Regions from separate parts of the Homo sapiens genome. Here region 2 is linked to region 1. A link is a loop called in an ENCODE intact Hi-C map of the cell type or tissue named here. Cell type or tissue: PC-3. All regions are shown on one strand. Each heading gives the region's core, and the rest is flanking DNA. Links, peaks and the distances in the headings are about the cores only.

Region 1 (12,372 bases), core at 1,544-9,543:
CATGCACCATCTGCTTCTCAGCTCAGCTGCCTCAGAAACAGCATCGGCTCCACAGACCTGAAAGGAGCACTGGTCCAGAGAACTGTGGGAGTAAAAGAGGATCTTGGCCAGTCGGCTGCAGCCTAGAGAGCTTCAGGAACCACAGAGTTGAAGCTGCTGTTCCTGCAGAGGTTGCAGACATGCCTCTTGCTTCTTGGATTTGAGTGGCAGTTTCTGTTCTCTTGATTTGGCATCAGGCTCTGCAATGGCTCCCTCTCTGCCCAGCCCTTTAGCTCAGCCTCTCAAACCTGGGACTGCCTCTCCCTCTCCAACCCCCACAGGAAATGCGACATAAGTGATAAAATCCTTGGCTTTTGAGTTTCACAAGACTTAGGTCTGAATGCCAGGTCTGCTACTTACCCATCAGCTGTGTGACATGAGCAAGTTACTTAATTTCTCTGAGCTCTTGGTTTTTCCTCTGTGAAGCAGATATAGCTAAACCTCTCTCTCACACCCTGCCCTGAGGATGGAATGCGAGAGTGAATATAAATATGTCTAGCACATTGCAAACACATAGTAGGTGTTCAATACATGTTCTTCCATTTCCTCTCCTTCATTTGGGAGGTGGAACTCAACATTCTCCTCCATAGCAAAGGCTTCCTGGTATTGTAAAGCCCTCAAGGTATAGCTAATGGGTCAAAGGCAGGTAGGCTGAGGCCCAAGAATTGGGTGGTATCTGACTCTCAGTTTCTACTGAGATTCAGAGCTGTATAACCTACCCCTTTACAAGGCTTGCTGGAAGCTGTATAGATGGAAGACTCAATTCCTTTTCTGGGAAACTCATGTCTGTAGTCAATCCTGTTACCACCATATTGGCTTGGTGCTTCTCCCATAAATGGCTCTAAATTAAGCTTGGACTCATGACCTCTCCATTAATATTCTGCTGACCAGTCATAACCAGGCTGGGACATGAAACATGACTACTAAAAGCTCAGGGATAGCAATAGGGAAGCACAGACAGGACTAGGAAACTGGCAAATCTAGCTCACCTTCAGTCTGGCATCTGCAAAAGACCCAATCCATGCCTGCATGCCCAGCTATAGGACCTGTATCCAGGTGATGAAGGGTTGACTTTTTCCTCTCACCCAAAGGAGGCTTCAATCAAGAGCGTAAACTAAAAAAGAGGGAGACTCAGAGAAAGAAATCAATTTCAGTCTAAGGCCTATCTATCAAGTTCTGGTGTTCTTTAATAATTGAAGTTGGGTTTTGCCTTCTGGCTTCAAGGGAGGTCTGGTTCCCTACCTGTATAGCTGTGGGTTCACCCTTTGAGAGGGAAGAAAGGCTTCCTTTCACATAACAGAACAGATAAGTTGATAGTGGCCTTCTTGTGCACTGTGTCATGGATTCTGAAGCTGTGGTCTGGGCTTGGCAGGAAGGAATCTTGTCAGTACTTAGCGGTGCCTGCCATGGGTATTGGAGTGGGGAGTGGTAGTCACATGCTACACGGTTGTCATCCCTGCCCCATAGCAGAAAACATGTATTAGAAAATGAGTCCATACTCTTAACATCGAAGATATATGGATGTTATTGTATGTGAGGCTCTTTTGTTCTTTCTGCAGAGAACTTTGATGGAATCCAAGATGGAAGAGGAGGCTGGAAGCAAAGGGCTGGGGAGACTTGAATTGTTTTGAATAATAGAGGGAGAAAATATTGCAGTTTCTATGTTCATCTGAAAGGAAGGAGATAAAATGAAGAAGGAAGGAGGATAAGCAATGAGAGCTGGAAAAAGAGAATATGCCACTAGGATGGTGTGAGGCTGGGTGCTATATGACAATGGAGCAGACAATGAAAAGTCCATACCATGGGGGTCGGGGACAGGGGACCACAGGAACAGCTTTTGGATTACAGGCCCTGGAGTCAGACTGCCTGAGTTCAATTCTTTAGCCCTGCTACTTCCTGACTTTGTAACCTCAGAAGTTTCTTATCTTCTCTAAGCCTCTGTTTTATTTGCAAATTTGACATAATGGTAGTGTCTAATTCATGGGGTTGTGGGGACAGTAAAATCAGATAATGTATATAAAATGCTCAGCACAATGCCCACCATATAATAAGCACCCCATAAACATCAGCTTGTGTTATTTTCATGTATTACACACACCATGTCTAATATTCAATATGAAATTACATGCATTTCTAAAATACATATCCCCTCTCTGTCTCTCCAGCAAATCTTTAGTACACTCTACACACATACACACTGTCTTGTGTGAGAGATATTGGGTTTCCAGGTGAGCAGATGTGATGAGAACAGAGTCAACATGGGCTGGTTGGGGGGAAAGGGTCAGTAAACAACAGAGGAAAAGTGTGGGATCTCAGGGGACTAGGCAAATGGCTTATCCTTACCACTCCCCAATCAAGAACTGACTGAAACTGGGGAGGGCTTTGGACCTCCACGAGGCATGGAATGTGGCACTCAAGCTAACTGTAAGTGGTCCTCTGTGAGTCAGGAAGGCCCTAGCAGGCATCATCTGGGTCCCATGTCCAAGAAATAAGGATATGGAGTGGCAAGAGGAGGGCGTGCAGCCCAGGAAAAGTAGCCAAAAGGCTACCTGGCACTGGACCTGAAGCTTCAGTGTCTCAGGCATGGGTGAGACAGGCAGGTGCTACTATAGGAAGCCTATATCCTGCTACAGGAATTCCTGAGCCAGTGGGCAGAGCTTCATCTTAAGGAAGCAGCTGAATGGAAAGAAGGCTCACAGGCAGGCCTGTCCGGTGCCACTGGGGTGCCAGACAACTGAGGGCCACACTGTCACCCCTCCAGCTGCCTGACATGTGGTGGTTAGCAGGAATGGAAGAACACGTGGGGCATGGGACCCACATGGATTCTGAAAGGCTGAAAGGTAGGCCTCTCAGCAATTGCTATTCTTTCCCTGAGGAGGCAGGGATCTGGTCTTACATGCTATGAACCTTGCCAACCAGTTTCTATCAGGTGTTTCCACCTCCTGCCTCACCCCACTGATGGGCAGGGAGTAAGGCCACCTTGGGTAGGCAGCTGCTTCAGTCTGGTAATCACAGTGACTCTGACCACAGCAAACGGCCTTCTGCTGTGGGATCAGCTACAATCATAATATTTTTTTTACTCACTTTGGATAACAACCTTCTGGTCTTTGATGGTAGGTAAACTAGAAGTCTCATATTCTTTTCACCTTTTTTTCTATTAATTTTGTAATAAACTTGTTTAAAACCACACACAGAAGATGATCTTCCTCTTCACACATTTTTAAAAAGAATTTAAGTGATGCTATAATTTAAGCCAGAGGTAGTAGACATGTGGCTGCTGTACCCCCACTTCCCATTCCCACAACTATGGCAGACATTGCTAATCAAACCCAGCACTTTTCCACTGCATTCCAGGCAGCCAGTAGCAATTGATTGGGGTGGACATATACATCAAATGTGACTTGCTGCCTGATCATTCCTCACCTCAAATTCAAGAGCCCTGGGTTCCAATTTGACTTCTACCACTAATTAATTGAGTAGCAATTAGTCTTCTTATTAGTTTCCTTATTATATGAGATAAATGTCCCACCTAACTATAGATTCTCGTTTGAATTGAATGGATACAAAGAAATAACATGAAATCAACAATGAAATCCACTGAGTATTGAATGTCAGACTCTACTCAACATTTTCACACTTGTTCTCTTATTTAGTATCATAATAACTGTCCACACTGGGCACAATTTCCTCACTCCTTCACACATTAAGGATACTGAAATACAGTATATTTAAGGAACTTGTCCCAGAGCACAAAGCTAATGAGGCTACAAAGCCAGGATTACAATCCAGGTCTGTCTGGTCTTTACAAACACTTATTTTTTTTTCCTTTACACCTTAGTTTCAAAGCGCTCTGACAAGTTTAAATACTGTACAAACAGAAAAACCCAGGCCTTTTATTGTTACGATGTTTTTGACTTTGAATCACCTCATCAAACCGAGTGTCAACAGTGGCACTCTGACAATAGCCAAAATATAGAAGCAACCCAAGTATCCATGGAAGAATGAATGGATACACCAAATGTGGTATATCCAGACAGTATGATATTTTTCAGCCTTAAGAAGGAAAAAAAATTCGGACACGTGCTACAACATAGATGAGCCTTAAAGACACTGTGTTAAGTGAAGTAAGCCAGACACAAAAGAGAAAACACTATAGGATTCCATTCATGTGAGGTACCTAGAGTACCAAATTCATACAGACAGAAAGCTGAATAGTGGTTGCCTGGGGCTGGGAGCTGGGGCGACAGGGTAGATGGTTATTATTTCAGGGGTAGAGAGTTTCAGTTTGGGAAGATGAAAAAGTTACAGAGATAGATGGTAGAGATGGTTGCACGACAATGTGAATGTACTTCATGCCACTGAACTGCACACTTAAAAATGATTACAATGGTAAATGTCATGTTATATATATTTCCACCACAATTAAAAAAAGAGTGACACCAAACAAAAGCCCCACTTTCCCTCAATTTTTAGAGCATTTGCACAGAAAAGTGCTATTATGATTGCTACTACTACTATAGTTAGAAGGACAACTCTCCATTCTCGACTGGGGGCATGCTACACTCAGGCTCATTTCAGAACCTTGGAGCAGCAGACAAATGTTTAGAAATTATATTCAATATTATAATTTTATATTGTGAAAGCAAACAGATCTACCTGTTACTTTTGTACTATATCTTGTCCACACTTTCTCGACTGGCAGGACATGGGATCAGAAAGGTTGAGGAACGCTGTCTAGGTGTCTGAAACCAGAGGTGGTTGGGTTATCCTGACTTTTGTTGGGATCTGATGCTCTTTCCAGGTGGCTTCTCCCCCTCCCTAGTACCCTGTGGACCTCTAATTTCTCCTGACATTGCCCAGTGCCACTGCCTCCCCTCCCTACTTGCTTTCTTCTGGACTCCATCTCTTGTTGCCTGGGTATTGAGTTCAGGAACGTATGAACCCTAATGTCCAGGCCAGGAAGTGGTGAGTGACAGTGATGACTCATCCTGAGTCACACGAGAAAAGAAACCAGACAGGTGAAGAGCTCCCAGATCAAGGCCTTGTCTGCCAGAAAGCACCAGCCCTGCTGGGGCAGCCCCTGGGATGCAGTGGCCGAGTGAAGTCGGCATAAAGCAAGCCTGTTTCCTTTGGTCCAGACTTGCCGTGCTACCAAACCTGATATTTTCTGCAGCACTGAACCTGTGTTTACTTTGAACAGCTTTGCCTGCCAAACTCTTGCTGGGGAAGGGAACACAAACAGTGAGAGAAGGATGCCTGGGGTACTCCTCTCCAGAACATTTTCTTTCCAAACAAGAGTTGTTTGCCTGGAAAGGCTCAATCTCTTAATGGTAGGCAGAGAAATGATCAATAGACTAGTATTAATAGCAATAATAATAATAATAATAATAATAGTTCTTTTGTGTAGTGCTCATTATGTTCAGGTATTATGCTAAGCACTCCATAGAGAGTAACTCATTGAAACATCACAACAACCCTGTGAAGTAGAAATTAATATGATCTCCATTTTACTGATGGAGAAACTGAGGCTCTCAGGGACTGAATCACTTGCCCAAGGCTATACCACTAGTAGATGGCAGGGTTAGGATTGAAACTCAGGAATTCTGGTTTGAGCCTCTTGTCTTCAATGTCTCAAAGAAACTGAGATCTAGACTAATGAATCATCTTGAGTCCACCCTCTTTCTAACCTTGCAGCCCATATCAATCTCTTAGCTTGTCCTGTTGATTCTGCTTCCTACTTGTATCTCCAATGTGTCCCTATATAGCTCAGGCCACCATCATCTCTTGCCTGAATTCCTGCTATTTCCCTACTTCTGCTCTGACCACTCTCCTCCCTGCCTACTTTCTATACATGAGCCAAAGTCATCTTTTAATATCATAAATTAGAGCACATCACCCCCCAGCACGTTAACTCCCACTTAAGACCCTTCTTCAATGCCTTCCCATTGCACCAAACTCCTTCCTGTGTCACACAAGGCCCTACACCATCTGGCCGTAGCTTATGCTTCTTGCCCACCACACACTCCATCTGAACTGGCCTCAGCATTTGCCCATCCTGTTGCCAGCACTCAGTCTTCACCAAGTTTTTCTGCCTACCTGGGTCTTGCTGGCTCCTTTTCATACCAGAGGTCTCCGGTCTAAATGCCAGTGCTTTACAGTCACCTTCCTTACCCCTTATACAATTAGATTCTTCTCTGTGTCCTTCATAATATCACAACTTGAAATTGTACACTTAAATTTCTTTAGTTTTCTTTATATTATCCATCTTCCCTCTTGGACTATAAGTCAGCAATATGTCTATTTAACTCACTGAAGTACTTCCAGGGCCTAATGGTACAAAGACAGAGCATCCTTTAGCTGCTAAGCTTGTGTTTGTCGAATGTTTTGCTGATTTCGTTTTCCCCAGGACTAGTGGAGAGAGGTACCTGGCTTCCTGACTCTATAACTTTCCTGTGCCTCCAGCTGAGCACCCTTGATTCTAAATGTCAGCTTAAATCTAATCAGTCATGTACTGGAATATTGGCTGTCATGGAAAAATAACCCCTGCTTTGTAGAATTTTCTGATTTCCATGGTGTAAATACTCCCACCATAGCTGATTTCAGGCAATCACTGTGGTGTCAGTGAATGCAGAATTAGCAAGAGACACAAGCAATTAGTTCTCATGAGCCAGTCAGAGCCTGCACGGGGATACTGCTGGGGCTCACCCAGATCTAGAGCCAATCTTACCCTCAGTAAGAGGATTTAGGGAGTCTGGCTTCCACATTCAAAGAGCTCAGCATAAAGCATTCTTTCTGCCACCTCTGCCTTCCACCAGGTGGCATGGATCTGATACTATGGCTGGTAAGTAAAAGTTTGAACACTGGTACCATGCAAAGACCCCGTCAGCATTTTAGTTCCCCTGCCTTCCAGCTGTGTGACCTTGAACAAACCACATAGCCTCCTAAGACTCACTTTTCTTAACTGTAAAATAGAGATAATAATAGTATCTACATGGCTGTTGTGATGATTGAATGAGTTTCTGTGTGTTAAGTATTCACTATAGAATAATAGCTAAAAGTCTAAACTCTGGAGTCAGGCAGCCTGACTCCAATGCTGGCTCTGTCACTTACTCGCTGTGTGATCCTAGGCAGGTTACTCAACCTCTCTGCGCTTAGTTTCTTAAGTTGTGAAATGGGATAATAATTGTTCCCACATCATAGGAATGCTGTGAAAAATTAAGTAAGTTTATAAATGTAGAATGCTTAGCACAGAGTAAAATATATTTATTGTTTGTGATTAAATGACTATAACGCAAACAAAAGTCCAGAGAACAGTGTCTGTTACATAGTATGAGCTTGATAAATAGTAGCTTTTATTGTTAATAATACCTGATCTATTATTATTGTTAATAATACCTGTGTTCCCCAGGTCATGTCCCCTAGTGTTCTCAGATCTAATACCTGAGTCTTTATCTCCCCATACCTCTGTCCCTGCTCTGATGAGCTGCTCCTATCCATCACCCTGGGCTCCCCTTCCTGGTGAAGGATCCTTGCCTGGATCTGTTGCTTGTCTCATCCTCTCAAGACTGAGCTCTTCTTCATGCCTCCCTGACTCACTTTCTGCCCGCATAGGGGTCTGGAGCCGCAGAGCAGTAGATGATCTTCGTTTGGAGGGTGAGGGACATTAGCACAGTCTTTCCCTCAAGGCCCTCCACATCTGGTCTACCCTGCCTGGTATCACTAACCCATGTGTTCCTCACCCTCTCAGAATACAGAGAAGGAGTGACTTCAGAAAGCTGAAGGAAGTGGGAAGCACCAGCATGGTGGGAAATGGGCAACAATTCAGATATGGCCATATTTCCCTAATATACACAGCCAACTTGACCATCTGCCTCTGGATGAGGCATAATCCAAAGAATATGGGTGTTGAAAATTAACTTGAGTTCAAATCCTCAAATAATGCCTACCCTCTCTGAACCACAGGGTGGTTTTTTTATATTAAATGTATAAAATAAGTTCCAACTGCTCAATTGTATTGGGAAGTACAAACTAGCAAAACGTGTATGTACCTGGCACAAACTGGATGCCCAGAAAGGAGTGGCAAACATGGTAGCCTTCCTGATCTACCCTAGCCTCTCCTGCTTTTTCCAGCTCTAAATACCAGAGGGCTAGGTTGAGCCACTGGTCTTACTCATCTCTATCCATACTTTCTAGGCATTCCCATGGATTTTAATACACCCCCAGCCTCAAACTCTCCCCTCAGCTCTGAATCTGTAGAGCTAACTTCCCACTCAACAGCACCACTTGGACATCTAGAAGACATCTCAAATGCATTACAATCAAGGGAGAACTCTTGGTTCTCCCACTTCCCTCTGCAGGCCTTTCCCTCCCCCAGTGTATCCACCTGAGTAAATGGCTCCTGCATTCTCCCAGGTGCTCAGGTGGAAAGCCTAGGTGATATCCTTGATTCTTTTTTCCCCTCACACACAGAATCCAAATCACAAGCAAACATAGCCAGCTCCATCTATAAAATATATCCTGAATCCGACCGCTTCCTTGTTTCCTCTGTGGCTACCGTCTCAGTCCAAGTAACCATTTTCTCCCCCTAGAGCATTGCTTCTCACAGGAGTCCAGGGGGATGTAGATTCCAAGTCAGTGGGTCTGGGCTGGGGCCATGATCTCAGTTGATGTGGGTGTGGCTGGGTCCCCAGGCACCCTGTACCAAGTCCCCCTGCCTCCACTCTTTGCCCATTTATTCACCCATCAGCAACCAGAGAGATCAGATTAAAACATAAATGCCTTCCCTTCAAACATGGAGTGAAATCCAACATTTTAACATGACCTTCAAGCCTGGGCATGATCTGGCTCTGTGCTCCTTCCCCAGTCTCCTGTCTGTGCCTCTCCCCCCTCACTCACGGCATTTCACCACAATGGCCTTCTTTCTGTTCCTCACACACACCAAGCTGCCTCCAGCCTCAGGGGCTCTGCATTTGATGGCCCTTCTGCCAGATGAATGCTGAGCTGGAGAGTCCAGTAAAGCATGACGCACCACAAAAACCAGTAAGGTACAGGCCCCCGTGACAAGGGATGGGCCTTTGCTGTTGAGAATTGGCCCCAGAGCGCCTCCTGCAGCTCTTCTCCCTGGTAATGGTGGTCTCTGCATGCCACTCCTCAGTGCTCTGCATTTTGTCATTTCTATCTGCTATTTAGATAGCAACTTAGCTTGAAGCTGTGCTGTGAGATAACCATAGCACAGCAAGATGAGCTGACACTGCTGAGCCCCTTCACGGAAAGGTTTTCTCAAGTCATATGTTCTGAAAATGACATCTTCCCAATCCCCCAGCAGAGGCTTGTCTCTTTGAAAACCAAGGGATCAGCTGGACAATCTTCCTTCTCCAACCAGTGGCTTGGAGGAGTGTGAGGCTGCTCTTTGATCTTTCTGGTCACCCCTAAGATTCTTTTTTTTAAATTTTTTATTATACTTTAAGTTTTAGGGTACATGTGCACAACGTGCAGGTTTGTTACATATGTATGCATGTGCCATGTTGGTGTGCTGCACCCATTAACTCATCATTTAACATTAGGTATATCTCCTAATGCTATCCCTCCCCCCTCCCCCCACCCCAAAACAGGCCCCGGTGTGTGATGTTCCCCTTCCTGTATCCATGTGTTCTCATTGTTCAATTCCCACCTATGAGTGAGAACAATGCAGTGTTTGGTTTTCTGTCCTTGCAATAGTTTGCTAAGAATGATGGTTTCAAGCTTCATCCATGTCCCTACAAAGGACATGAACTCATCCTTTTTTTGGCTGCATAGTATTCCATGGTGTATATGTGCCACATTTTCTTAACCCAGTCTATCATTGTTGGACATTAGGGTTGGTTCCAAGTCTTTGCTATTGTGAATAGTGCCACAATAAACATACGTCTGCATGTATCTTTATAGCAGCATGATTTATAATCCTTTGGGTATATACCCATTAATGGGATGGCTGGGTCAAATGGTATTTCTAGTTATAGATCCTTGAGGAATCGCCACACTGACTTCCACAATGGTTGAACTAGTTTACAGTCCCACCAACAGTGCAAAAGCATTCCTATTTCTTCACATCCTCTCTAGCACCTGTTGTTTCCTGAATTTTTAATGATCGCCATTCTAACTGGTATGAGATGGTATCTCATTGCGGTTTTGATTTGCATGTCTCTGATGGCCAGTGATGATGAGCATTTTTTCACGTGTCTTTTGGCTGCATAAATGTCTTCTTTTGAGAAGTGTCTGTTCATATCCTTCACCCACTTGTTGATGGGGTTGTTTGTTTTTTTGTGGTAAATTTGTTGGAGTTCATTGTAGATTCTGGATATTAGCCCTTTGTCAGATGAGTAGATTGCAAAAATTTTCTCCCATTCTGTAGGTTGCCTGTTCACTCTGATGGCAGTTTCTTTTGCTGTGCAGAAGCTCTTTAGTTTAATTAGATCCCATTTATCAATTTTGGCTTCTGTTGTCATTGCTTTTGGTGTTTTAGAGATGAAGTCCTTGCCCATGCCTATGTCCTGAATGGTATTGCCTAGGTTTTCTTCTAGGGTTTTGATGGTTTTAGGCCTAACATTTAAGTCTTTAATCCATCTTGAATTAATTTTTGTATAAGGCGTAAGGAAGGGATCCAGTTTCAGCTTTCTACATATGGCTAGCCAGTTTTCCCAGCACCATTTATTAAATAGGGATCCTTTCCCCATTTCTTGTTTTTGTCAGGTTTGTCAAAGTTCAGATAGTTGTAGATATGTGGCATTATTTTTGAGGGCTCTGTTCTGTTCCATTGGTCTATAACTCTGTTTTGGTACCAGTACCATGCTGTTTTGGTTACTGTAGCCTTGTAGTATAGTTTGAAGTCAGGTAGCATGATGCTTCCAGCTTTGTTCTTTTGGCCTATGATTGACTTGGCAATGTGGGCTCTTTTTTGGTTCCATATGAACTTTAAAGTAGTTTTTTCCAATTCTGTGAAGAAAGTCATTGGTAGCTTGATGGGGATGGCATTGAATCTGTAAATTACCTTTGGCAGTATGGCCATTTTCATGATACTGATTCTTCCTACCCATGAGCATGGAATGTTCTTCCATTTGTTTGTATCCTCTTTTATTTTGTTGAGCAGTGGTTTGTAGTTCTCCTTGAAGAGGTCCTTCACATCCCTTGTAAGTTGGATTCCTAGGTATTTTATTCTCTTTGAAGCAATTGTGAATGGGAGTTCACTCATGATTTGGCTCTCTGTTTGTCTGTTATTTGTGTATAAGAATGCTTGTGGTTTTTGCACATTGATTTTGTATCCTGAGACTTTGCTGAAGTTGCTTATCAGCTTAAGGAGATTTTGGGCTGAGATGATGGGGTTTTCTAGATATACAATCATGTCATCTGCAAACAGGGACAATTTGACTTCCTGGTCACCCCTAAGATTCTATCCTGTCTGATCATCCAGGGGAGTGTGGGAGGTGGAGTGGCTCTGCCCAGGAGCTCAGGTATCAGTCTTCTCAGGTTCAAAGTCCAACTCTGCCAGCTGGGATGCGTTACCATGGGAAAATTACTTAAGCTCTCTAAGCTTTGTGTTCCTCGTCTGCAAAATGGGTATAGCAGTTGTTCACTATCTCACATCCTTACAAGTGTGTTCATATACAGGATGAACTTAGGATGACTCCTGGCACATAGTAAGCACCCAATAAATGTTAGCTATTGTTGTCATGCCTTACCATCTCTGATATCTTCCAATAACACAGCAACCAGGGCAGCAGAATTGGACAGAAACAGCATGAGGTTTTGATGCCAGTCTCTGCCTGTCTACACGTCTTTGGATAAGCTGCATCACCTGAGTTTTCTTATCTGCAAAATGGGAATAGTATTAGCAACTCTCTGGGTACAGTGAGGAATATTCGTGAGCTCACAAATGTAAAATGCCTGGCGCTTAGAAGAGGTTTAATAAATGTTAGTTCTCTTCCTCTTGTCCTCCTTACTCTCCCTCTGAAGCTTGCCTATGCATTCACAGTACTTTTTTACTTTCACTGTCACGCTGAATAAATGAATACATTAAGTTAGTGTGAGCAGATACTTTAAGAACTCAGGCTGGTACATTTCCCATGTTTCACCGCCATCCATCATGAAACATTAACAAGAGCACTTAAAGAAACACAGCCACATCAGAGATAGAACGAAGCTCCTCTGTTGCTCAGTGGCTCTTGTGCCAAGTGTCACATGCTATTAAGGCCAACAGCAGGAGAGGCTGAGCTGAATGGGGAGCCTCAAGAAGGGAATGGAGAAAGGATGGCTACCGAGAAGCTGCACTGTTCATAGTTGGGGTCTGTGGCTGGACAA
Region 2 (12,372 bases), core at 2,937-10,936, 82 kb after region 1:
TACGCACCCAATATAGGAGCACCCAGATTCATGAAGCAAGTCCTTAGAGACCTACAAAGAGACTTAGACTCCCACACAATAATAATGGGAGACTTTAACACCCCACTGTCAACATTAGACAGATCGATGAGACAGAAAGTTAAAAAGGATATCCAGGAATTGAACTCAGCTCTGCACCAAGCGGACCCAATAGACATCTACAGAACTCTCCACCCCAAATCAACAGAATATACATTCTTTTCAGCACCACATCACACCTATTCCAAAATTGACCACATAGTTGGAAGTAAAGCACTCCTCAGCAAATGTAAAAGAACAGAAATTATAACAAACTGTCTCTCAGACCACAGTGCAATCAAACTAGAACTCAAGATTAAGAAAATCACTCAAAACTGCTCAACTACATGGAAACTGAACAACCTGCTCCTGAACGACTACTGGGTACATAACGAAATGAAGGCAGAAATAAAGATGTTCTTTGAAACCAATGAGAACAAAGACACAACATACCAGAATCTCTGGGACACATTCAAAGCAGCATGTAGAGGGAAATTTATAGCACTAAATGCCCACAAGAGAAAACAGGAAAGATCTAAAATTGACAACCTAACATCAAAATGAAAAGAACTAGAGAAGCAAGAGCAAACACATTCAAAAGCTAGCAGAAGGCAAGAAATAACTAAAATCAAAGCAGAACTGAAGGAAATAGAGACACAAAAGACCCTTCAAAAAATCAATGAATCCAGGAGCTGGTTTTTTGCAAAGATCAATAAAATCGATAGACCGCTAGCAAGACTAATAAAGAAGAAAAGAGAGAAGAATCGAATAGACCCAATAAAAAATGATAAAGGGAATATCACCACCGATCCCACAGAAATACAAAAAACCATCAGAGAATATTATGAACACCTCTATGCAAATAAACTAGAAAATCTGGAAGAAATGGATAAATTCCTCAATACATACACTCTCCTAAGACTAAACCAGGAAGAAGTTGAATCTCTGAATAGACCAATAACAGGCTCTGAAATTGAGGCAATAATTACTAGCTTACCAACCAAAAAAAAGTCCAGGACCAGACGGATTCACAGCCGAATTCTACCAGAGGTACAAGGAGGAGCTGGTACCATTTCTTTTGAAACTATTCCAATCAACAGAAAAAGAGGGAATCCTCCCTAACTCATTTTGTGAGGCCAGCATCATCCTGATACCAAAGCCTGGCAGAGACACAACAAAAAAAGAGAATTTTAGACCAATATCCCTGATGAACATTGATGCAAAAATCCTCAGTAAAATACTGGCAAACCGAATCCAGCAGCACATCAAAAAGTTATCCACCACGATCAAGTGGGCTTCATCCCTGGGATGCAAGGCTGGTTCCACATACGCAAATCAATAAACGTAATCCAGCATATAAACAGAACCAACGACAAAAACCACATGATTATCTCAATAGATGCAGAAAAGGCCTTCAACAAAATTCAACAACTCTTCATGCTAAAAACTCTCAATAAATTAGGTATTGATGGGACATGTCTCAAAATAATAAGAGCTATCTATGACAAACCCACAGCCAATATCACACTGAATGGGCAAAAACTGGAAGCATTCCCTTTGAAAACTGGCACAAGACAGGGATGCCCTCTCTCACCACTCCTATTCAACATAGTGTTGGAAGTTCTGGCCAGGGCAATCAGGCAGGAGAAGGAAATAAAGGGTATTCAATTAGGAAAAGAGGAAGTCATATTGTCCCTGTTTGAAGATGACATGATTGTATATCTAGAAAACCCCATCGTCTCAGCCCAAAATCTCCTTAAGCTGATAAGCAACTTCAGCAAAGTCTCAGGATACAAAATCAATGTGCAAAAATCACAAGCATTCTTATACACCAATAACAGAGAAACAGAGAGCAAAATCATGAGTGAACTCCTATTCACAATTGCTTCAAAGAGAACAAAATACCTAGGAATCTAACTTACAAGGGATGTGAAGGACCTCTTCAAGGAGAACTACAAACCACTGCTCAATGAAATAAAAGAGGATACACACAAATGGAAGAACATTTCATGCTCATGGTTAGGAAGAATCAATATCGTGAAAATGGCCATACTGCCTAAGGTAATTTATAGATTCAATGCCATCTCCATCAAGCTATCAATGACTTTCTTCACAGAATTGGAAAAAACTACTTTAAAGTTCATATGGAACCAAAAAAGAGCCCGCATTGCCAAGTCAATCCTAAGTCAATCCTAAGCCAAAAGAACAAAGCTGGAGACATCACACTACCTGACTTCAAACTATACTACAAGGCTACAGTAACCAAAACAGCATGGTACTGGTACCAAAACAGAGATATAGACCAATGGAACAGAACAGAGCCCTCAGAAATAATGCCACATATCTACAACTATCTGATCTTTGACAAACCTGAAAAAAACTAGAAATGGCAAAAGGATTCCCTATTTAATAAATGGTGCTGGGAAAACTGGCTAGCCATATGCAGAAAGCTGAAACTGGATCCCTTCCTTACACCTTATACAAAAATTAATTCAAGATGGATTAAAGACTTAAATGTTAGGCCTAAAACCATAAAAACCCTAGAAGAAAACCTAGGCAATACCATTCAGGACATAAGCATGGGCAAGGACTTCATGTCTAAAACACCAAAAGCAATGGCAACAAAAGACAAAATTGACAAATGGGATCTAATTAAACTAAAGAGCTTCTGCACAGCAAAAGAAACTACCATCAGAGTGAACAGGCAACCTACAGAATGGGAGAAAATTGTTGCGATCTACTCATCTGACCAAGGGCTAATATCCAGAATCTACAATGAACTCCAACAGATTTACAAGAAAAAAACAAACAACCCCATCAACAAGTGGGCGAAGGATATGAACAGACACTTCTCAAAAGAAGACATTTATGCAGCCAAAAAACACATGAAAAAATGCTCATCATAACTGGCCATCAGAGAAATGCAAATCAAAACCACAATGAGATACCATCTCATACCAGTTAGAATGGCAATCATTAAAAAGTCAGGAAACAACAGGAGCTGGAGAGGATGTGGAGAAATAGGAACAATTTTACACTGTTGGTGGGACTGTAAACTAGTTCAACCATTGTGGAAGTCAGTGTGGCAATTCCTCATGGATCTAGAACTAGAAATACCATTTGACCCAGCCATCCCATTACTGGGTATATACCCAAAGGATTATAAAACATGCTGCTATAAAGACACATGCACACCATGTTTATTGCAGCACTATTCACAATAGCAAAGACTTGGAACCAACCCAAATGTCCAACGATGATAGACTGGATTAAGAAAATGTGGCACATATACACCATGGAATACTATGCAGCCATAAAAAAGGATGAGTTCATGTCCTTTGTAGGGACATGGATGAAGCTGGAAACCATCATTCTCAGCAAACTATCACAAGGACAAAAAACCAAATACCGCATGTTCTCACTCATAGGTGGGAATTGAACAATGAGACACATGGACACAGGAAGGGGAACATCACACACTGGGGCCTGTTGTGGGGTGGGGGAGAGGGGAGGGATAGCATTAGATGTACCTAATGTTAAATGACGAGTTAACGGGTGCAGCACACCAACATGGCACATGTATACATATGTAACAAACCTGCACGTTGTGCTCATGTACCCTAAAACTTAAAGTATAATAATAAAAAAAACCTTAAATTTAAACTTTCAAAAGAAATTAAAGGAGATTCAGAGAAATTTGTTAAACAAGATACAAAGAGTGCTAATCGTTAAAGAGGAGATTGATAAGTCAACGCCATTAAAACCAAGAACTTATGCTAAGAATACTTTAAAGAAAGTAAAAAAACCAAGTCACATGCAGGAAGAAGATACTTGCAATTATATAACAACCTACAGATTAGTATACAAAATATAAGGAACTCCTACAAATCGACAAGATAAAGCAAACAATTCAATGGGAAACTGGGTAAAAGACATGAACAGACATCTCACAGAAAAGGAGACACATGTGGCCAATTAATATAAGAAGAGATTATCCACCTTGTTAGTAATCAGAGAAATACACATCCAGCCAAAATGCTATTTTGTATTCATCAGCTTAGGAAAAATAAGAACCAAATGTAGGATAGGATGAGTATCCTATAAGTAGGCTTACACATTCTTGTGGGAGGATAAATTATTACAGTCACTTTGAAAAATAATTTTGCATTGCTGGTAAAGTTGAACATTCACATACCTTCTACTCAGCAGTTTTACTCCTAAGTGTGTTCCCAAGAGAAAATCTTGTTCACATGCCCATGAAGACAATGTTCAAGAAGGTCTATGCGGTACTCCCCATAATAGCAAAAAAGTGGAAACAGCTGAAATGCTGACTGACAAGAAAATAAATCAAATTGCCTAAGATAGTGCCTGGTACACAATAAACACTCAATAAATGGTAGCTGCTATGGTTTGAATATTCATTCCCTGCAAAACTCATGTTGAAATTTAACCCCCAATGTGGCAGTATTGAGAGATTCATGGATTAATGGGTTATCATGGGAGTGGGACTGGTGCTTTGCAAGAAGAGGAAGAGAGACCTGAGCAAGCACACTCAGGCCCTCCCCATGTAATGCCTTGAGCTACCTTTGGACTTTTCATAGAGTCCAAATGGGGCCCCTTGATCTTGGACTTCTCAGCCCCCATAACTGTAAAATATAAATGTCTTCTTCATAAATTAAAAAAAAAAGAAAGAAAAATGTGATACTTCCCAGAGAAATTCCCAAGCACCATGTTCTTTTCCTGGGAAATCAATCTGGCTACAGGACAATCTTTTAGGCAGCCAGAAGCCCTTCATCTGGGTTTCGGTGACAACTGGCTGTGGCTCTCCGAGGGTACAGGCACAGTAACAGCCACCTGGCAAAGAGAAATTAGCGAGCCCTGGAAGCCCCACCCCCCGGTTGGGTCAACAGCACCAGTCAGAGTGCCACAGAAATAAATATATCCCATTCATAGAGCTTTCCGTTTAACAGCTTTCAAAGTCATAAAGTCTGCATAAGGCCAAAAGATACAATTGTCCAATTGGAGGTTTTATCTAGGAAAACACATATTTTCAAAGACTGTTTGGTCCCCATGCCAGGATCATAGCTGGGCTGGTTTAACGTGCTGGGCCTCTGGGTTTTATAGTACTTTCCACTTAAGTGAGACAGGACAGAGGCCTTCTCAGAGCCTCTTGTCTCCAAGGTGGTGTCCAAGAGGGGCCTAGAGATGCTCAAAGCCAATCATTCCCATGAGAATTCCAGAAAAGCTAGAATCTACCTAGACCAGGTCATGTAGGAGGGGAATAACAACTAACATTTATTGGGTGCTTACTATGTACACTTACTGAATTCCAGGTTCTGCTCTAAATACCTAACACATATCATTGCATTTACTCTTTCTTATTGCCTTACAACGAAGTGTCTATTTCCTTCCTATCTTCCAGAGGAGGAAAGCAAGGCTTGGAAAGGTAAATCAACATATTCAAGATGATCTGATTCAGTGAGTAGTAGGGTCAAGATTTGAACTTAGGTCTAGTGATTCTAAAACACTTCAACCTCTATAATCAGCTGCCACCCATGACTGTCAGGGCCCTTTCTCCGTCTCTGTCCAGCTGCTTGAGCTGTGTTATGAAGGGCAGATAGACGAAGACCAAGGAAGGGCTTGTCACTAGCAGTGGGAACCAATGAAGGGAACCAGGCCTGGGAGAGAATCCTTAATATTTGCCAGGAACCATGTTAAGCATTTACTTAAATTATCATGCTGAATTCTCATAATAGTCCTGCAAAATAAGTCTTATTATATCCATTTGACAATTGAGACAGCTGAGGCTTAGAGAGGTTAAAAACTTTCCCAAGGCCACACGGCTCAGAAGTGGTGGACAGTCTGCCTGAATAGACTCCTTGCTCAGAAACATTAAGTCAGGCACTGAGCTTACCCACCTACGTACACATCATATGGCTTTTATTCTTGGGAGAGATTTCTTTTTTTGTCAAATTCTGGCTCTACTTGTACACATTGCACTGATCACTTCCCTGATAGTCCTGGATGTTGAAACTTACACACACACACATTTACATCTAGGCCACTTACTAGCTGAGTAATCTTGGGTGTGTGAACATGTCCCTAAACCTCTCAGAGGGGTTTCTGCTCTCCTGGGACTCACCACTTAGACCAAAGGTAGCAAACCTTTCCTGTCGAGAGCCAGAGGGTAGATATTTTAGGCTTTAGGGTCATCCGCTCTGCATGACAACTGCTCAACCCTGCCCTGTAGTGCAAAAAACAACCATAGATAATGTATAATCAATGCTATGGCCAGATTTGGCACACAAGCCAAAATATGCAGACCCCTGACCTAGATGGTCAACATATTGCACAAATAAGTGTTAAATTCCCATTTTGTAAGTACTACAAATGGGAGGTATTAGTGTACTCAGAGTGTATACTAGGAGGAACTGACCTCCAGGGCATGGTGGCTGGACAATGTCACAATGTCACCACAGAGCAGGGCCAGAACTGGAGTCCAGGCATCCCATTCTCCCACTGGGACTCACCCCCTGCATGTGTGGCCTCCTTGGTCACCAGTGAATCTCCCAAGTCGATGTCCCTTCTAGAGGCTCAATGACATCAGGCTGCACTCAGAGAGCAGCCCAGGACATCTGCAACTGCCTGGCTTAACCTCTGACTGTGGCCAAGAGCCTTCTACTAGCAAATCACTGGCTCATTTCTCTCCAGCAGGGCCTGGCTCACAGCACCTTCTGGAAAGCCATTACAGCAGCTACAGCAGCACGCGCAGCGTTAATTTATGAAAATCTCAGCTTGTAAAAGCCCAGCTCGCAGGCAGAGCCGGAGGAGGCAGAGGCACTCTGCACTGGAGATGCATGAACTGCTATTTGCTTCTCTTACAGCCACAAAAGGAAATGCTGGCGAGGGCTTCAGAGAAGGGGTGGTGGGGAGGGGACGCTGCTGGATTTAATAGGAGGAATACGAGTCATTTGTCTTATTGTAAAATAGATGTGTGTTTGGAAGCAGAAAATGCTCTGGATCCTTTCTTTCCTCCCCTTGCAGGCATGAAAAGCCTTGAGCAAAACAAAATGCTGCTGATTTTGAGTCTATTTTGGGCGCCTGTCGCTGATTGTCTGCTTCCGAGGCCTGTGCACATGCTGCCTTCTCAAAGAATGGTTTTAACAAATTGAAATGGAATGAATGAGCATCTTGCTCCTGCTGCTGCTGCCACCATTGGAACAGAAAGCAGCCCCCAATAGTGGGGCCTGGTCCATGGCTCCTCAATTCTTCCCTCTCACCCCAGATGCCCACCCAACCCACACCCCCATCCACACAGTGCTTGCTGGCTCCCGAGTTAGGCTGCTCACCCCATGCCAGGAAGCTATTTACCAAAGGAAATAACTGTGATAAAAGGGCTAAAAATAGGCAGCAGTGATGGAAAACATTTTGTTGAGAGATCTGCTGACAAGAGGGGAAACAGAGCTGTGAAAAAGATAGGTGGTGAAGGACACAGAGGGAGAAGTGGCTACACTGAGCATCTAGGGGGCCCAGGAGGAGCCGGGGTCAGGGCCCAGAGGCCAGGTGGCTCACACAGATGGCTGCGCCCTCGTGGCAGATCTTCCCTGTCAGCGGCCCTACCCTTGTGGTATTTCACCCAGCCTTAGAAAAGTGAAGGGGCACGAGCCAACAGGTTCCTTCGCCAGGTGGGTATCTGAGGACAGGTATCTGAAAAGCAGCCCCATGAAGGAAGCAAATAGAACGCTGATGGAGGCTGACCACACATTTGGCTTTCGCCAGTTAGCAACACACGGACGTTGGACAAGCTGCTTAACTTCTCTGAGCCTCAGTTTCCTCATGTGATAAATAAAGATATGCTTAGACCCACGTCATAGGGCTGTGGTGATAATCCATGCACACTATTTACCAAACAGTGGCATTATTCCGGTCATTCAGGCTTTTACAAACATGGATTGAGGGCTTTCATTGTGCAAGGCACTTCCTGGAACCCAGGGATTCCTTGAAGTAAAAGACAAATTCCTGCTGTAAGATACTTTAATTCCTTAGTGAACAAGGAATTAGAGTAGAGAAGGGGGAGCTGTCCTTAGAAATATATAACCAGCACCACTCAGCCTAAGACAGCCAGATGGAAGGACCCCAGGACACCTTCCCAGGCCACAGACACATCCATTCCATCCAATGCTGTGTGTCTGCTATGCACTGTGTACTGAAGAGGGAATGATGAGAAAGGCTCAGGGTTCCCTTCTGAAGCCCACAGACTGGTAGAGAAGACAGGGAGGGAAACAGATATATGTTATTCACGTGAAAAGGACCATACAGAATTAGGTTTAAGAGCTCTCTTTGGGAGCAGCAGATCTTTGAAATTTCCAGGCACCGGAATGTGTAAGTTTTACAACAAGCTAAATATATACAAGTTAATCATATTCATGTATTTGCATAAATTAATAAACAGCAATTATATATTATAGCAATTTCTAAGTAATATCCCCAAATAACTATCTCAATATACCAAAATAGTAACAATGGTTATTTCTGGGTGGTGGAATTATGGGTGATTTGTATTTCTCCCCAAATTCTCTACAATTAGTATGCATTATTTTTGTAATAGAAAAACAAACAAATGAAACATGAGTAAGAAGCGAGTGGTTTCAAAATACCCTGCAGATGGGAAATCTGTTCGCTTGCCTTGGATTCAGCTGAAAGCCTCTCTATGACTTCAAGAACCATCAAAAGTTTGAAGTAGCTTGAAAACAGGTTTTTGCATCAGAATGCGGCAAGGCTGCCCAGTCTCTGGCCAAGTGGGTCTGATCCCTTACCTGTTTATTTTGTGGCTGAGGATCAGAAAGGAGTATGCTAGCTTGGAATGGAGAGTGTAGACAGAGGAGGACCCATTCCACAAATGGCTGTGTGCAAAGGGCACTTAGGCCTGGATTTGAGCACTTTTTCTGCCATACACTAGATGTGAGATCTTGGGCCAGTTATTTCACTCCTTTGAGCCTCAGATTCCTCACTCTGTATGACTTAAAAAAGCCATCCTGAACCACCCAGGCTCAACTGGGCATCTATTAGAGTCCACACCGTAATCTGCTCAGCCCTCTGTGTTACAATGGGCTACAACTTAAAACTAGGGAACACACCTTGTCCACAGCTGTGATTCCCTTACCTCTCATAGTGCCTGGTACAGTGACCTTCAATACACATTTGCTGAATGAATGAGATGCCAAAGCTCATGCTAGGTCCTGTAGCTGCAGAGATGAACGACATGGATCCCTGGCCATCGGGAGCTCCCACTTTAGTTGGAACTCAGTCTCCCCAACACAATATAGATGATGACCAATGCCTTAAAGGGCTTATGTGCAAAGAGAAACTAGAAGAATGGGGAAGAAAAGGTGAATTTCCCCAGGGGTGTCTGAGGAGGTACTTGCATAGGGGGGTAGAATCTGAGCACAGTCTGGAAAAATGAGTAGAGCTTCTCCTGCGGGTACAGAGACAAGGCAGGCAAAGGTGTGGAGTGGAGCAGGAATGTGCACAGCAAGGAAGAGGCAAGAGCAAGGCTAGGGCCAGGCGTGGAGCACCGTGGATGGGTCTGACTGGCATTCTGGCTGCTGTAGGAGCCCAGGCTTAGAAGGAGAGCTGATGGGCTCCTTTCTCATTGCAATGGCAAGAGCAAGCATCTACCGCCTGTGCTAGATGCCAGCCTCGCCCAGCATGCTTCCACCTGCCCATCAGGAGGGCAAGGCAATAGGACCAGTTTGGGGTTAATCACTGCTAAATCTAGTCTGCTGCTAAGAACCCCTCTAATTTAAACCAGCATCTGTGAGAAGGGCCAGCTTTGGCAGGGGCCTTGAGGAATGTGGACATGATTAACCTCTGCCAGTTGCAGCAAATTAACTGCAAAAAGAACATCCTGGCAGCACCCCGGATCTTAAGTGCAGCCAACCCTTGAAGATGCAGGCTGATTGCTTTGCCTGGGCTGGAAGTGCAAAGCTGTGTCTTTACTGGGCACTTCCCATTAGGAAGTATAGGGGCACCAGCTAAACTCCATCCCTCCTCAGGGCCTTCACCTGTGCTATTTCCTCGGCAGGAAACCCCTTCGCCCAATTGAGTATGGTTGGCCTGTTCTGATCTTTCAAGTCCTGCTTCAAATGTTGTTTCCTTTGTGATGTCTTCCCTGACTCCCCATCTAAGGTGGCTTTGCTATTCTCCCCACACTCATCACTTTCTGTTCCACCATTCTATTTTCTACTTTTCAAAGAGTTTATTTTCTTGCATGGTTGTTCATTTCCTTTCTCTCTACCTAATTCTAACTGGACCTATGCTCCACGGTAGCAGGAACCTTGTCTTGCTCACAGCTGTATTCACTATGTTTGGCACTTAATAGGTGATCAACAAAAATAAACGGGATGGAAGGAAGGAAGTAAAGAAGGAAAAAGAGGGGGTTTCTAATACAATGGCTCCAAAATGTCCACCAAAGCACTTAGCCCCACTGCCCTGGGAAGATGGCTCATTACCCATGAGCCCACGGAAAACCTATAGGCCAGGGCCAGGAGTGTTGGAGCCCCAGGGACAACACAGGCCAGGAATCTGATGCTAAAGGAAGAATAAGGGACTAGGAAGGGAATTAACATTTATTGAGCACCTACTGCTCAATAGTGCCAGGCCTGTGGTTACTGAATGAAACCTCTCATTTTACAGATGAGGGGGGCTGTAGCTAATAATAAATCATAATAAACATAAAATATCTAACATTTATTTTTGCACCTGGGCTAATCACATTGCATATATTTTCCCAACAAGTTTGGGAGGTAAGCATGATTACTGCTCCCATTTTGTAAGCAGTGGGAACCAGGAATGCTCAGTAACTTGCTCAGTTTTATACAACTAGCTAGTGGCAAAGCCAGGATCAGAACTCAAGTCTTTCCAACTCTTGTCCAACATCCTCTTTTGACAGAAAATGCCCTTCACACTATCATGATGGCTGGTTTGGCCCTGCCTTGCAGCCAGCTCTCCAGGGAAGTTGCTGGAAGGAGCCCTGCCCCAGGCCATGGTTCTAGGCAGACTTCAGACAATCCCCAGTCATCCACCAGCTGCTCAGCAGGCCAGTAAATTAGCCTGCCACCCCCAAGTGCTGAAAGCACTTGGGCCGCCTGACACAGCACCCTTGCCAAGAGCCTCCCACAGACACAGGCAGGTGAGGAGGGATGGGCCTTCTAGCCCTGCAAAGCAGCCAGCTCAGAAACCACCCAGGGAGGCCTCCCTGACAGGCTGGGTACAGGGGAGGGCTCAGGCAGCACTTTCTGTCCAGGAGAAGAAAGCACAGTCCTCAGGCTCTACCACCTACCTATAAGCTGGTGACCAGATAAGTTTCTTAATCTCTCTAAGACCTAGCTTTCCCATCCATAAGGCTTCTGTGAAGATGAAGTGAAATGGCAGATGTCAGGCACTGCCCGCGGCTGGCACAGGGTAGCAGCTCAGTGAAGCTCAGCTGTACCAGGTAAATTCTAAAATCAGAACCCGCCAGGAAATCCTCCTTCCCACCTATATACTCACGCATGCCACAGTCATTGAGTCCATACTATGTGCTTGGCTGTGTGCTGAGCGCTGGAGAAAACATCATTAACAAAATGGTCAAAATCCCTGACTTCAAAGACCTTCCAGTTCGGAGTGGGTAACCAACAAAACAAATATGATAGTATGTCAGACAAGGTGCCAAGAAGAAAAAGGCAAAGCTGAGAAGATAGGTATGAAGTGTAGGGGCAGGGTAGCTGAGATTCTGAACAGGGTGCCCAGGGATGGGCTCACTGAGAAGATGACTTCTGGGAAAAGAAGTGCAGGAAGTGATGAAGGTAGCCACACAGATGTCTGGGTGGAGGTGGGAGGTAAGAATGTTCTAGGCAAAGGAAACAGCAAGCTCATGCCTGAAAGCCAGAGGAGTGCCTGCCGAGCCAAGACGGAGTCCTCACATGATTTCAAAGACAAAGCATTTCCTAAACAAGAGGTTAATGAGAAAATTAGATTGTGTAAAAATGCAATTTGTGGCCAGTTTTTCAAAAGGCATGCTGTTGACCCTGTTGGTTCTGCGGTTTGTTGTTTCTGGAAAGCGGTCCTTGGCAAACTTCAGCATATTCATATAGGTTTCCCCAGGTAATTATACTAATTAATATCAGCAATAGGAATTATAATCCCTGTCATTTATCAAGTCCCTACCATGTGCTGGGCAAAATTCTGGAAGCTTTTATATACACCATTATGATTCCCATTTTACAGATGAAGAAAATGAGGCATAGAGAGATTAAGCCTTTTAATCAAAGTCAT

The links. Hi-C counts contacts between places; a loop is a spot of excess contacts. Peaks named below come from ENCODE experiments on the same cell type or tissue, not always from the same donor. Only the 100,000 strongest peaks of a DNase experiment are listed, where the experiment ranks them.
Region 2: it touches region 1 in a loop (3.0-fold over the local background); 12 of 110 quality-filtered maps call a loop at or near these places.

Annotation. Positions count from the first base shown.
Region 1 is chr11:19,653,014-19,665,385 of GRCh38, reverse strand. It overlaps a transcript of NAV2 not described here. Among named protein-coding and RNA genes, the nearest start is that of NAV2, 54 kb to the left of the region's middle. RefSeq lists an enhancer at 4,941-5,140. In PC-3, for the core only: a CTCF peak has its summit at 6,855 (motif pointing right); a DNase peak (open chromatin) is centred at 5,125; H3K27ac peaks cover 1,352 bases.
Region 2 is chr11:19,572,707-19,585,078 of GRCh38, reverse strand. It overlaps MIR4486 (microRNA 4486), which reads right to left and starts at 9,769; the gene lies at 9,707-9,769. It also overlaps a transcript of NAV2 not described here. In PC-3, for the core only: no CTCF peak of the experiment used is centred there; a DNase peak (open chromatin) is centred at 6,958; H3K4me3 peaks cover 712 bases; H3K27ac peaks cover 1,630 bases.